2 separate regions of the Homo sapiens genome follow, and region 2 is linked to region 1. Evidence: chromatin loops called from intact Hi-C (ENCODE). Cell type or tissue: ascending aorta. All regions are shown on one strand. Links, peaks and the distances in the headings refer to the core of each region. The heading gives the core; the rest is flanking DNA. Region 1 overlaps ATP10A (ATPase phospholipid transporting 10A (putative)). Region 2 overlaps LINC02346 (long intergenic non-protein coding RNA 2346).

Region 1 (6,755 bases), core at 2,189-4,688:
ACCTCTTAACTACATCTTGCAGAAGCTGTAGACCCTCCTCAGGGAAAAGAAACCTCAAAGCCCAGCCTCAACTCTGGATTTTTGTCTTTTTATTTCTTGGCTTGCTTATTCTTCACTTTCTTGTTAAATCCTTCATACCTCCAGGCAGCTGTCTTCAGTTTTCTGTCCAGCATCTCTGTTTGCCAGTAACTAGAGGTTTGGTCCAAATTGCCCAGTCGTCTGGTGCTGGATAACTTTTCTTTTGAATCTGATGACTGAGCAGATCTGGTTGTGCTTTAGAATTTCACATTTCTGTTGCCATTTCAGTCTTGGAATCATTCCCCAGATTAGCGCAAGAGGTTTTTTCTTAGCTGACCTCTTTTTGTATTCTCCATCCCAGTTGGCCTCTAAAATAGTAGTATGGTCTTCCTCTATGTGGCTACCAATGGCCCTGTGGTCCATGGAACTCTGCCTTTAGGGTCCCTTTTATTACAAATACACTGAGGCTCCAGACCCCTCTTACGCTGTGCACAGAGAGAGCACCTTTTCTCCAGCAAGGCTGTCTACTGAGTGAGCGCTAAAGCATGACACGTTCACACCCAAAAGCCGTGCCTCTGCTCACACCATCACCCCCACCTGTAGTGATGGAAGAGGCACTAAGTGGCCTGTGGCTGTGGAAGCAGACAGACTGATGTGGATCTCACTGTGCTAATAGCTCAGCAGAGGGGCTGCAGGCGGGTTTCATGCAGGGACACCCTGTTGGATTAAGTACAAATACGTTCAAGAGGGCAATTTTAACGAGCAGCCCTCATCTAGGTTTGAATTTGGTGTTCTGTGAAACAACTCTCGTTACCTACTGCCTGAATGCACAGCCAGTTCTTAGGGACTCTTAGGTGCATTTGACGGAGGAGAAAGCAAGGCTTTGCTGACAGCCACAGCCCACTGAAACAGCATGGAGCGTTTGGGGCCAGGAGGGAAAGAAAGGGTTTTGATTTTGAGACTTCAAACTCTAACCCCGCACTGTGAGCCTTTGAATTTTGCCACCATCTACCGAGGCTTTTTGACTGTGCGACAGTCAGGAGGCAAGGGGACAAAAGATGAAAGGCAGAAAAGGCAAGGGGAGGCTGGCGCCTGCGTTCTAAACTAGAATTTAACAAGGGAAAAGCTGCCTTTCTGCTCAGAAACTAAGGGAGGACCACTTGATCTCTAACACTGGTGCTTGCGGCAAGAAAATCTCCAGTTAGAAAAAGAAGGCAGAACCCAGACACCCCTTGATCAGTTTCTCTGAGGCGTGAGCCTCCCAGAAGCCACCTGTGGACCTGTGTGAAGCTGACTCTGAAAGAGGACTGCGGAGGCCTGGATGCCAGTTCTCATTGTCCCTGTCAGCTTGTCACCGTGGAGACGAGAACCACGTCAGGCAGGGACGCAGCACTCTCCGTCACATGCTGTGTGACGTGCAGTGGAGTGTCCCGCCATGAGCGGCTGGGCCAACCTACTTATCACTTCCATATTTGGGATACCTTAAATAATACAATCACAGCCGCTATTATAGATTACATTGCTGTCTAAATGGGTTTCATGCTCATTTCTATTCAGTATTTGTCACGGGGCATTAACCCCTAGAGTAACACTGAATCTGTGGAACTTGGAGAAATTATCACTTTGAGTTAAGTTTCCTTGTACGTTCGGTGTTTCTTGCCACCAGACGCTTTCACTTGGGTATTTATTTATTATTTATTTTTTCAATAAATAACTGATTGAGTACCCACTATGTGTCAGGAGACACGTGGTGGACAAAAACAGACTACTTTGCTGTTTCAGTTTAGCAAATTGAAAATGTTCACCTGACAATACAGTCTTGGCAGTGAAAAAGTAAATTCACTCATTCGTTCAGTATTGGGATCGGGCCATCTGCCCTCCTTTGAATTTCCACAGCACTGACCATCAAGTGGTAAATACAAATTAGATTGAAATACAAAATAATAATAATAGTAATAATAAAGAAAGTACAAAACAAAAGAGTTGGGGTAATTATTCCATTAATTTGGGTTAAAATGCTTGACTTAATTTAATGAAGGCATTCTTTACCCATGATCAATAAGTAAGGAGCTAAGGAGCCGGATTAGAGGCTATGTAGAAATCATTTTGTATTGCTGCCAGGGGAAAAGAGCCCGCACTTTAAAAAGAGGAACTATGCATTCTGGAACCACAGAGACGCCTCAGCAGGCCCTCTTGGGAGATGGTGCGGCAGGCAGGGGCTCTAGGTCCCCAAGAGCCCAGCACGGAGTTCTGGGGTGATCCAGAAGCTTGTGGCACCTGAGATCCTTCTGAAATAAGCATTCGTCACCCTCTGACCATGTGTGTGCCAGGCACTGTGATGGTCTCAAGGGCACAGAGTACCTGTGCTCAGGGAACCTGTGGTCTAGTGAAGGAGGAATGGGAGCCAGCTCCAGCCACACCCAGGAAGCACGGGGTTTGATGTCTGCATGGGGACTAAGCAAGTTCGGAGCTGTGGCACCTGCCTACCCTACCAGGGGGCCGTCAGGAAGGCTTCTCCAGAAAAGACAACATCCTGAAATGCTAAATGAAGGGCACTTCGCCTGATGCTGTAGGATGGCAAGACAGAGGAAGCCATGCAGAAAGGTTTGGGCTTCCTCAGGGTTCCCTGCGTGGCAGGAATGGGTGCTGGGAGGGATGGTAGCCGAGGAGGTCAGCGCAGTGACCCTGAGCAGAGCTTTGCTGTTGCACGGGATGAGGATTGCATTCTGTAGGGCAGCAGCTGTCTCCAAGGCTTTGTTAAGGTGGAAAACTTCTGTGATCAGACGGGGATCATTCAGTCCAGGGACAAACAGGCCCATAGCAGGTGGCGAGACCAAAGCCAGGTAGACAGAGGTGTTGTGTTTGTCACTGAGAGCCTTCGAGGACCATGTCCAGGCGTGATGTCAAGGCTGGAAGTGAACCAGGGGGACCTCACCCTCCTTGTGACCTGGGAGTATCATGAAGGGAAATGCAAAGGGCGTTTTCAGAACGGGATCCAGATGCAGAAGACGGGAGTGTGTGTGTTTTCCACGTCTTCTTGCTGGTGCAGGCGGTGGCCCTGCCTGGCTGGCAGGTGCTGGCCCCTGCTCTCTGTGCATTCTCTCACCAGGGTTCTCTCTGCCCACATCATCCAGAGACCCAGACAGGTGGCCTCACTCACAGATTTCCACCTGGAGCGTTAGGCAGGGTCCCTGCTGGCAGCAGACCTGCAGATGACCCAAGTGTGCACCTGTGCTGTGTGCTCACCCAATGGCTGAAGCAATATGAACCTCTTTACTTTAGTTTTTTTATGATAGAAAAAAAATAACAGTATCCTCTTTAATGGACTGTAAATGCCCTTTCCAACATCACTGCTGTTTCAAGATGGAGGACATCTGTATTTGCTTTTGTTGAGTACTTAGTAGCAATTCACTTAATACAAATGTGAAATACAAGGTTGGTAACAGAATCTCCCCTGTGAATCAAACCATTCATTCAAGTAGCAATCTGGGCACTGCTGAATTAGACACACGCCTCCCCCATGTGGTTGAAGAGGGGACACAGCTGTTCTACCAGGAGGAGGTCCCAGGCATCAGGAGGAAACAGAAGCATGCCGCAGGGCTCTGGGCATCCCTGGAGCACCTGCTGCTGCGGTCTCTAGCAGAAACGCAAGTTCAGGGGCAGGGCTGGAGGGCTCTCTGTTGCACCACTGTCCTGCCTCTTTCTTTCCACCTAGTCAGGTCAAATCACTTTGCCCAAAGAAGTTTCAGAAATATCTGTAAGACAACAACAGAAACTGTGAGCACTTTCTTTCTTGCCGGTGAGATATTTATTTGAACATGTTGCTCTGCAGTGGGCGAACCCTTCACGGTGTCTGCTTCCTTTTGTCTGAGATGCTGGGGTGCTGCAGCAGAGATGCAGAGGGCAGTGCTTCAGCTTGAGGCTGGCATGTGTGGGCAGCACTTTTGCAGGTGATGCTGTTTCTGCAATAGTGAGTCTGTCATCCCAAGCACAGGGATTCATTGGAACCATCTCTGCATCCTACAGGATTGTGGACTTATAGGGCAACAGAGACCCCGGAGATCCGAGTCCAAATGCCCTCTCTTCACTTGCCAAAAGTCTCATATTTATTAATCAGAAGAACTAGCACTAAGTCCCCGGGCTCGCTCCTGATTTTTTACTCTGTTTTTGAGTGGGCTCTGGTAAGCCCACATCCACAGGCATTGCTGAAGATGGAAAGAGGGTATCTATGATCAGATTAAGGTATGTTGAGCTGAAGCATGTTTTCAAAATACTAAAACTTAAATTTTGGAAACTTAGAACTTTAAAAAGCAATTAAGGCCGAGTGCAGTGGCTCACGCCTGTAATCCCAGCTACTTGGGAGGTTGAGGCAGGAGAATCGCTTGAACCCAGAAGGTGGAGGTTGCAGTGAGCCAAAATCCCGCCACTGCACTCCAGCCTGGATGACAGGAGCAGAACTCTGTCTCAAAAATAAAAAATAAAAAGCAATTTAAATTTTGGGGGACGTTTCTATAGAATCTGTTACACATTTTCTGGCTTACTTGTACAATCTTTTTCTGTTAATGCCAGATTGTCTCTGCAGGTATTGATGGTTGAGCTGATAGCTCAGAGGCCAAGAAAGCTCCAGTCTGTCACTCCAAGACCACTGTGACCTTGGGCACGATACTTAAAGATCCTAAGTTGAAGGTGGTGCAAAAACTGACTTTCTAGCAGGGTTGCCTGATAATTGTAGGGCACTTAGCACAATGCCTGGCATTTGGCAAGCCTCCCCAAACTTGTAATTATGTTGATGGTGATGACGATCAGAATGGCAGTGCCCTCACGAATTACTGGCGAGGGAGACTTTATGTACTTGTACTGAAAGGTGCCAGATTTCTGGTCTATGTTCAACTTGATGATTATTTCATTTCTTCTCAGTCAATTCTCAGAGTTGGTTTATATCCACTTAAAAATGTTTAAATTGTGTCTCCCATCCAAGTACTGACCCTGCTTAGCTTCCAAGATCAGTCAAGATTGGATGCATTCAGGGTGGCATGGCAGTAAATGAAATTTTTTATCATGGCAAAATATGCATAACACAGAGTTTACTATTGTAATCATTTGTGAGTGTACAGTTCAGTGGCATTAAGTTCATTCGCATTGTTGCGCAACCATCACCACCATCCATCTGTAGAACTGCTTCCTCTTCCCTAGCTGGATATCTGCTTTTTAAGAAGAATGGAGTTAGTGTGCCCAGAGCAGAAGGGTGGATCGGGGGCCTCTACTTTTGTCCATGCTCCAGGGGGCAGGTTGACAAGTCTGACTGATGGATAACTTGGGCATGACCTCAAAGCTGGTTTGGAATGAGTCAGGGGTAGACATGAGTGGATGGAGGGATAAATCAATGTATTTCCTAAATGGGGAGTGTTGTGTGTTGCCTGTTGTTAGAAATAAGCAATGTAAACAGGATTTTCCTCATCCAGAAGGTGTGCTCTGGATATGAAATGCTTTTTAAATGAGAAACTCAAAGATGGTCTCTGTATTCGTTTACTGGGGCCTCATTGATGAAACACCGCAGACTGGGCTGCTTAAGCAACGGAAGTTTATTTTCTCACAGGTCTGGAAGCTGGACATTCGGGAGTAAGGGGTCAGCAGGATGGTTTCTTTTGAGGCCTCTTTTTTTGGCTTCTCCCTGTGTCCTTGCATGATCTCCCCTCTGTGTGTCTTTGCGTCCTGATTTTCCCTTTGTATAAGGCCGCCAGTCATGTGGGATTAGGGTCCACCCTGATGACCTCAGTTTAATTTAGTTACCTCTTTAAAGACTTCCTCTCTAAATAAGGGTACGTTCTGAGCTACGTGGGGTTAGGACTTCAATATATGAGTTCTAGCGGCGGATGAGGGGCTCCAGTTCAGCCCATGCCAGTCTCTAGAGATCCCTCCAGTTCTAAAAATCCTCCAAATCCTCCCCAGTTCCAGAAGGATGCAGAGGAAGCCAGCCGTCCCGTGCCTGGGACCTCCCCTGCGCACACTCCCCAGGGCATGGGATTGTTGGTAGAACATTACAAACACAGCTCTGAAGTCCCAGAGACAGAATGTCCTACTGTTTCTGAGCCATGTCCATGACATTTTTCTTAGAGAGAAAGAATAATAAACAGAGACAAAATATTTTAAGTCCTACCCTCCTCGTCTGCCAAGAATAATCCTGGTGTTCTCTGGAACTCACTGCCTTCATGGCCATCCTGTACTTTGTATCTGCAAATGTCTGCCCTGGAAAAAGCCATCCACTGGTTTCAAGATAATCCACAGGCTTTAAATAAACACAAGACTCCTTGAAACAGAGCCCTGCTCTGGAAATAGAGCGAGAGGCCATTTCAGTCCAAGGAGAAGAGAGACTGATGGCTAATTACACTCCAAGAAGAGCCTTTTAAAATAGCATTTCAATTTCAGTTATTGAATCGAGCTACGATTATCTAGCACACGCCCCTTTTAATGTACGCTTTACACTGGGAAACAGTAGGAACTGAGTTTTGAGTAATTACCTTTATGGCTGTATTCTATGCAGGGAAATGTGTGGTTGCGGCAGAGCCATAGTTAACCTGGGGTGGTGTCAACAGTGTTTATGCCATTTCTATAATTTTTAACCACCTTCACTTTTTGTATGTGTCATTAAAGACAGTTCAGTTTTTTACCATGTTATGACACTTGCTAGATTAAGTAGAATGCCAGGCCTGACCAGAGAGCTGATAAAAAAGAAATCC
Region 2 (6,755 bases), core at 1,379-3,878, 190 kb before region 1:
AGCCCTCGTGGTCTAATCACCTGCAAAAGTCCCTCCTCTTAATACTATCACATTGGCCATTAAGTTTCCACACCTGAATTTTGCAGGGGACACATTCAAACTGTAGCAGAGGGCCTCACAGCCAAGCAAAAGTTCACTTGATTAAATATATACATCTTGGTACTGTAATCCTGTTATATATCAAATACAGGCAGAACTGGGGAAAATCAGGATATGTTTTTTGGGGATAAGAAGGATAAAAGTCCAACCTTATGTAGTAAGACATTTTATCCTTAACTGGCCAAATGATAATTCTTCCCTACTGAAATCAGTTACTATATCTATCTATCTATCTATAATCTATCTATCTATCTATCTATCTATCTATCTATCTATCTATCCATCTACTTATCTATCTACCTATCAATCTAAGCTGCTGGCTTAAAATGTGTCTTACTTGAAAGCTCTCTCAGACCACAGTGTGGGACAGAGGCCTCCATGAGTGCTTCTCACACCAGCACAGAACTTTCTATTATTCGTACGTGGAGGATGTCAAGTTTATTCTTATGAAAAGAAATTGTTCGCAGGAAAGTCACAGGTTTTAAGAGAAATGAAATCATGACGCCCATGAGTTGCGCATTTAGAATGCTAGCGGTTTCTTCAGGAGTCTGTGACAAATTGTCGTGTCATCAGGCTATCACATGCTCCATCTGCCTTCCTAGACTCTTACAGAATTCCCAGACCAGGATAGATCCCATTCTCCTTTTCTACATCTTCCCACTGCAAACTCTGGCCTCAGATAAGAATATTGCTTTGGCAGGGGGTGTAATGTTATTAGAAATAAAGTTAATTAGGAAATGTTTGTGTCTAACCTATTGAATATATGAAATATAATTAATTTTCTGTATCAACTCTTAGAACTGTGAATTGAGTGGCAGGGATGAGGATGAGCTCACAGTAGGCTGGGTATGCACTTTGCCTTCTGGGATTCAAAGAAGTAGGTCCATGCTGTCAGGGCCCAAGCTTTGCTCTCCGTCTCTTGCTGCCCGGACATCTCTTTCCCCTGCTGTGTCCCTTGGACTGTCCTGGGACAGCATCCTCAAGCCCTCCCCGTCTTCCATTTCTGCTGTGCCTCATTAATCGCAAGGAAGCCCATTCACCTCCATGCAGCCAATCAGCACTTAGCCTTTCTTTCTTTCTTTCTTTCTTCCTTCCTTCCTTCCTTCCTTCCTTCCTTCCTTCCTTCCTTCCTTCCTTTCTTTCTTTCTTTCTTTCTTTCTTTCTTTCTTTCTTTCTTTCTTTCTTTTCTTTTTTTTTTTTTGAGACAGAGTCTCACTCTGTGGCCCAAGCTGGAGTGCAGTGGCATGATCTTGGCTCACTCCAACCTTTGCCACTGGGGCTCAAGCGATTCTCCTGCCTCAGCCTCTCAAGTAGTTGGGACTACAGGCACACGGCATCACACCTGGTTAATTTTTTTGTATTTTTAGTAGAGACAGGGTTTCACCCTGTTGCCCTGGGTGGTCTCGAACTCCTGAGGTCAGGAAATCCACCCGCCTCAGCCTCCCAAAGTGCCAGGATTACAGGCATGAGCCACCATGCCCGGCCCTCTTCTTAAATGCTTCTAGTGTTTGATGACTATTAGATTTTGGTGAATATTAGATTTTGACACATAGCATGCATGTTCTAACATCTCAGAACCATTTTTTTTGAATCAAAAACAAATTTAAAGGAAGGGATATGATATTTTTTCCAATAAAAACAGGAAAATGGACTTGGCAGTGGCTGCCTGCTAGGCAGTAAGTGATTGAAGAGTGACTTCATTTCAGAAACATAGCTGCTTTCATCTTTCAGTAAATGAGTCTAAGACCTTTCTCAGGGCACATGCATAAAATAAGGCTAGACATTTTTATAAAACTTACGTCTTTATTCAAACTACAGGAAAAGAATCCAAATGGAAAGCAAGGCAGTGTTCTTCAGGCTAAGGCTTTTTTTTTTTTTTTTTTTTTTTTGAGACGGAGTCTCGCTCCACTATTGCCCAGGCTGGAGTGAGTGCAGTGGTGTGATCTCGGCTTACTGCAAGCTCCGCCTCTCGGGTTCACGCCATTCTCCTGCCTCAGCCTCCCGAGTAGCTGGGACTACAGACCCCCTCCACCACACCCGGCTAATTTTGTTTTTCGTATTTTTTAGTAGAGACGGGGTTTCACCATGTTAGCCAGGATGGTCTCGATCTCCTGACCTCGTGATCCGCCCACCTTGGCCTCCCAAAGTGCTGGGATTACAGACATGAGCCGCCACACCTGGCCAGGCTAAGCCATTTTTATTGAGCATTTACCCCTAGAGGGAGTTCTACAACCCACTAAAGGCCAGGCCTGACTGCATCCTCCCAATTCCCTGTTGTCAAGAAACGCTGGGCCGGGTACAGTGGCTCACGCCTGTAATCCCAACACTTTCGGAGGCCGAGGCAGGCGGATCACTTGAGGTCAGGAGTTCAAGACCAACCTGGCCAATATGGTGAAACCCCTTCTCTACTAAAAACACAAAAATTAGCTGGGTGTGGTGGAGCATGCCTGTAATTCCAGCTACTCGGGAGCCTGACCGATGAGAATTGCTTGAACCTGGGCAGCAGAGGTTGCAGTGAGCTGAGATTGTGCCACTGGGCGACAAAGTGAGACTGCCTCAAAAAAAAAAAAAAAAAAGAAAGAAAGAAAAAGAAAAGAAACCCTGTAGCTAGCGATGTAAGTCGTGCGCCACTAGCTGGCACTGTCGCTCACAGCACACTGCAGGCCTCTGCACCTTTTGCCTCCCTGAGAAAGGCAAAGAAGAATCCCAGTTTACCACGGTGTCCTGTGCTGCTCAGCCTCCGAGTCGTGTCCCTCCCATCAGAGGCCTTCCACGGAGCTCAACCCCTCCCTAGGGCTTGGAGGACGGTGGCAACAGACGAATCTACATACGGGCCTGGCATGTGCGGGCTGGATCAGCTGGAGTTTGAAGGAGAGAATCCGATTCAAAAGAGAGCAGGGGAAGTGGTACCGAGAGAAGCAAGGCAGATGGCAGCGCAGAGTCTGAGAGCGGGAGGGGGCACTTTCAGCCTCAGGAGACGCTCCTGGCAGAGGGCTAGGGCCTGAGATGGGGCAGGGGGCGGGCAGAGAGTGGCTTCCTTCTTCCCTACTGTTTTCCTCCCTCCCTCCCTTCCTTTCTGCCCCCTCGGGGCAGCCAGTGCACAGAGCTCTGCCACCGTCCTTCAGGTAACACTTCACATTACCCTCTCCATGTGGCCTCAGTTAACACATGGTATGTAAAACAAGGAGTTGAGATGAGACCTCTACCGAATTATAGTCATACTCTGTCACAGTCCTCGTGGCACCTTTTCTTTGTAGAGTCGGAACAAGACCCAGAGTATATGGGATGATGAAACCTGAGCATCAGGGTGGCAGGAGCTGTCAGTTAGGAGTGAAGGCAGAGAGAGAGGGACAGACACCACCACCCACCCCACCGCAGTGCAGTCAGTGAAGGCAGGGGGATGGGCTGACTCAATGCATTCACCCAGTGAGTGGGTCGCTCTAAAATACTCATCATTGTTTTCCAGGGCAATATTAGCATTGGCAGCTTTTAAGAGCACCTGAGAATCTGCTCAGAGCATGTGTATCACTGCCTGACTCCTAAACCATGGGATGATTTAGGAGACGTGAGTGATGTGCCCAAGGGTGAGAGTTGAAGGAGAAGGGGGCGGAGACTGTGTATTCCCTGACATTCCCCATTCCCAGTCAGCTCGGGGATCATAAGCTTTGGTGACAGCCTGTGAGCGGTGCCCTGGGAGCCACATTTGCTTTCGCAGTACTATGCTTTGCTAATGTTTGGGAGGGGGACAGCTAACACGTCACACATGTGACAGCCCGGCTGTGCACCGGGACAATCCCCCTTCCAGGCCAGGAAACAAGTGGGTTCTATAAAGGACACTGAACACATTCCTCTGGAGTGGAGCAAGGTGCTTTTCAGTTTTGGCAGCCCAAGGACGAAAAAGCCCAACCACATCCTGCAGTGGAGGAGAGACGGAAAGTCAAATTTAGGGATTCACTCTCACTCCGCACAGGCATCCCCAAGACAAATGGACAATTGTAGTGTTATTTTAAGATTTAAAATTTTCCAGAGTTCTGAAACACCTTTGAGAACTTTCAAAGAAAGCTATTTCTGTCCTTTGAAGGTTAGGCCAACATTTACACTTCTACCTGAATTGTCCAGCTTCTGGCATAGTTAAGCACTTCCCAGCTTCTCCAGAGAAAGCTATGTTCATGATGAGAAAGTTCTTATTGTGCGGTGATGTGAGGTGACACTGCTGGGGGTGGGCAGAGCCCCAGAGAGACTGTTAGAGATCACATGTTTCCACAGGGGTCCTGAAGACGTGCAGAGGTGGAATAAGATCTCCCGTTGGGCTTCTCCCTCTCCACCGACACACTCTAAGCTCCTTGAGAAGGCCTAACATTGGTGTGGAAACCATATCTTCATACTTCTGTGGGTCACAGCCAAATTTATACATGAAAAAGACAAAAGATCATTTCTGTTTCTTTTATGAAATAGAGTAATTTTATACTTTTTCTGTTACCAAATTCAAATTCACTTAACTGTAGGAATTTTAAAATTTACAAAGTTAATCAGAAATGCACTCCAACCTCTTTTCTTCTAACTCTGCCTTAGAATTTCAGAGATAAGGATGTTCATCTTCAATCAGGGGATTGGCCCTTTCTTTCTACTGCTCCATTCTCATGTAGGAGTGATTCATACGCACAAAGGACTATGTTAGTGAAGGGAGGCTGATGCTCACATGAGGGTCACATGCTTCTATGCAGTTCACAGTTAAATATGAAACTGAATGTCAACAAGCAGTTTGGTACAACAATGGGATATCATTCAGACCATCCCTATAAATAGCTGGCATTTATTGAGCACTCACTATTGCCCCAGAGACTTTCTAAGTACTTTATATGTATTAATTATTTACTAATTGTACTCATAGGGTAGGGCTTCTCAACTTCAATAAGTTTGACACTTTGGGCTGTGTATTGTAGTGTGTTTAGCAGCACTCTTTCCTGGCCTCTTTCCACTAAATGCTAGTAAGATCCCCTCCCAAGTCATGAAACCAAAACTGTCTCCATACATTGCCAAATGTCCCCCGGGAGTTAAAACCACTATACCGTCACCCCCAGGTGAGAAACCACTGCCCTATGGCTGCTCCATGAAACATGAAATGGTTGGCAGAAAAGCAGGCCTGGAAAAGTTATTTGGACCTAAGCTATGAACTGGGAGAAATGTTCCTAATGTCTCTGAACACAATAGTTTATGTTGGGAAACCCTCCAGGGAAATTAAGGGGGCAAATTCTGCTTAAGAAAGAATTCTGGAAGTGACATCTGCAAGATGGCAGAATAGGAAGTGCCAGCCCTTGTTCCCCTCAGAAATACTGATTTAATAACCATCCATAGATAAAATTACTTTTCTGAGAGCTCTGGACTCCAAGCAAGAGTATTCAACACCTTGATGGGGCACAGAAATGAGAAAAGACACATTGAAAAGGGTAAGAATATTTTTACTTTACCAGCACCAAGCCTCCTCTAGGCCAGTAGAATGCAGCACCAAGACAGATCTCCTTGGCCCATAAGTTCTCCCATGGGGGAAAGAGAGCATGCAGTGAGCATCTGACTCTTCTGTAGCCTTTTGATTTACTGCCTGAGAGGCTCACTTCTGTTATGCCTCACCCAGAACACTGAGTGAATCAGAAAGGCTAGATTGCCTGGGGGCTGCTAAGAACAACAGAAATAGATGAGGGCTCTCAACAACCAACATGCAGACCTCAACGGCATGCTGGTGGCGCACAGCAGCAGGCCACCTGCCCATGGACCACAGCAGCAAGCCTGCTTACCCACTGACCCCAGCAGTTTTCCAGCCTATGGATCCCACCAGCCAGCCCACTCAGAATCTCTGGCCAGCCTGACTGGGAAGGGGTTTCCCTGCTGAAGCCAGCCTGTAAAGATTAAAAGAGATGACTCCTTCTTCAAAAGTACAGGCACCAGTGCAAAGCCATAAGGATCACAAAGAATCAGGAAAATACAACGATGCCAAAAGAACACAATAAAACCGATAACTGATCTTTTAAAAGATGGAGACCTAAGAACTGCCTGGAAAAGAATTCAAAATAAGTGTCTTAAATAATCTCAGTGAACTATTAAAGAACACAGAAAGAAAGCCACATGATATCGTGAAAACAATACATGAACAAAATGAGAACTTCAACAAAGACATAGAGATGATAAAAGAAAATAAATTTTGGAGCTGAAGGACACAATGACCGAACTGAAAAATTTCAGAGGAAACTTCAACAGCAGACTTGATCAGGTAGAAGAAGAGGCATCTGTGTGCACAAAGAGAGATCGTTTGAAATTATCCAGTCAGAGGAACAAAAAAAAAACAGAAATAATTTTTTAAAAGTAAAGAGAACTTAGGGAACTTATGAACATCATCAAACATACCAATATATGCTTTATGGGATTTCTACAAAGAGAAGAGGAAGAGAAAGTGGTAGAAAACTTATTTAAGGAAATAATGGTTGAAAACTTCCCACATCTGGGAAGGGAAATAGACATCCAGTTTTATGAAGCCCAGATAACCCCAATTACCCAATTAGAAGAGTAAAGAGAAAAAAGAATTTAAAAAAAGAGTGAACAGGGCCTACAAGAATTGTGGGGCGCCATCAAGTGAACTAATTTCCACATAATAGACATTCCCA

The links. Hi-C counts contacts between places; a loop is a spot of excess contacts. Peaks named below come from ENCODE experiments on the same cell type or tissue, not always from the same donor. Only the 100,000 strongest peaks of a DNase experiment are listed, where the experiment ranks them.
Region 2: it touches region 1 in a loop (4-fold over the local background); 30 of 110 quality-filtered maps call a loop at or near these places.

The regions. Positions count from the first base shown.
Region 1 is chr15:25,736,816-25,743,570 of GRCh38, reverse strand. The region is part of intron 2 of ATP10A (ATPase phospholipid transporting 10A (putative)); the gene reads left to right. It also overlaps the pseudogene RNA5SP390. Among named protein-coding and RNA genes, the nearest start is that of MIR4715, 110 kb to the left of the region's middle. In ascending aorta, for the core only: a CTCF peak has its summit at 3,563 (motif pointing left); a DNase peak (open chromatin) is centred at 3,560; H3K27ac peaks cover 2,043 bases.
Region 2 is chr15:25,930,096-25,936,850 of GRCh38, reverse strand. All of the region lies in intron 1 of LINC02346 (long intergenic non-protein coding RNA 2346), which reads right to left. Among named protein-coding and RNA genes, the nearest start is that of LINC02346, 31 kb to the right of the region's middle. RefSeq lists enhancers at 5,384-5,883, 5,884-6,385. In ascending aorta, for the core only: a CTCF peak has its summit at 2,746; a DNase peak (open chromatin) is centred at 2,750; H3K4me3 peaks cover 954 bases; H3K27ac peaks cover 1,148 bases.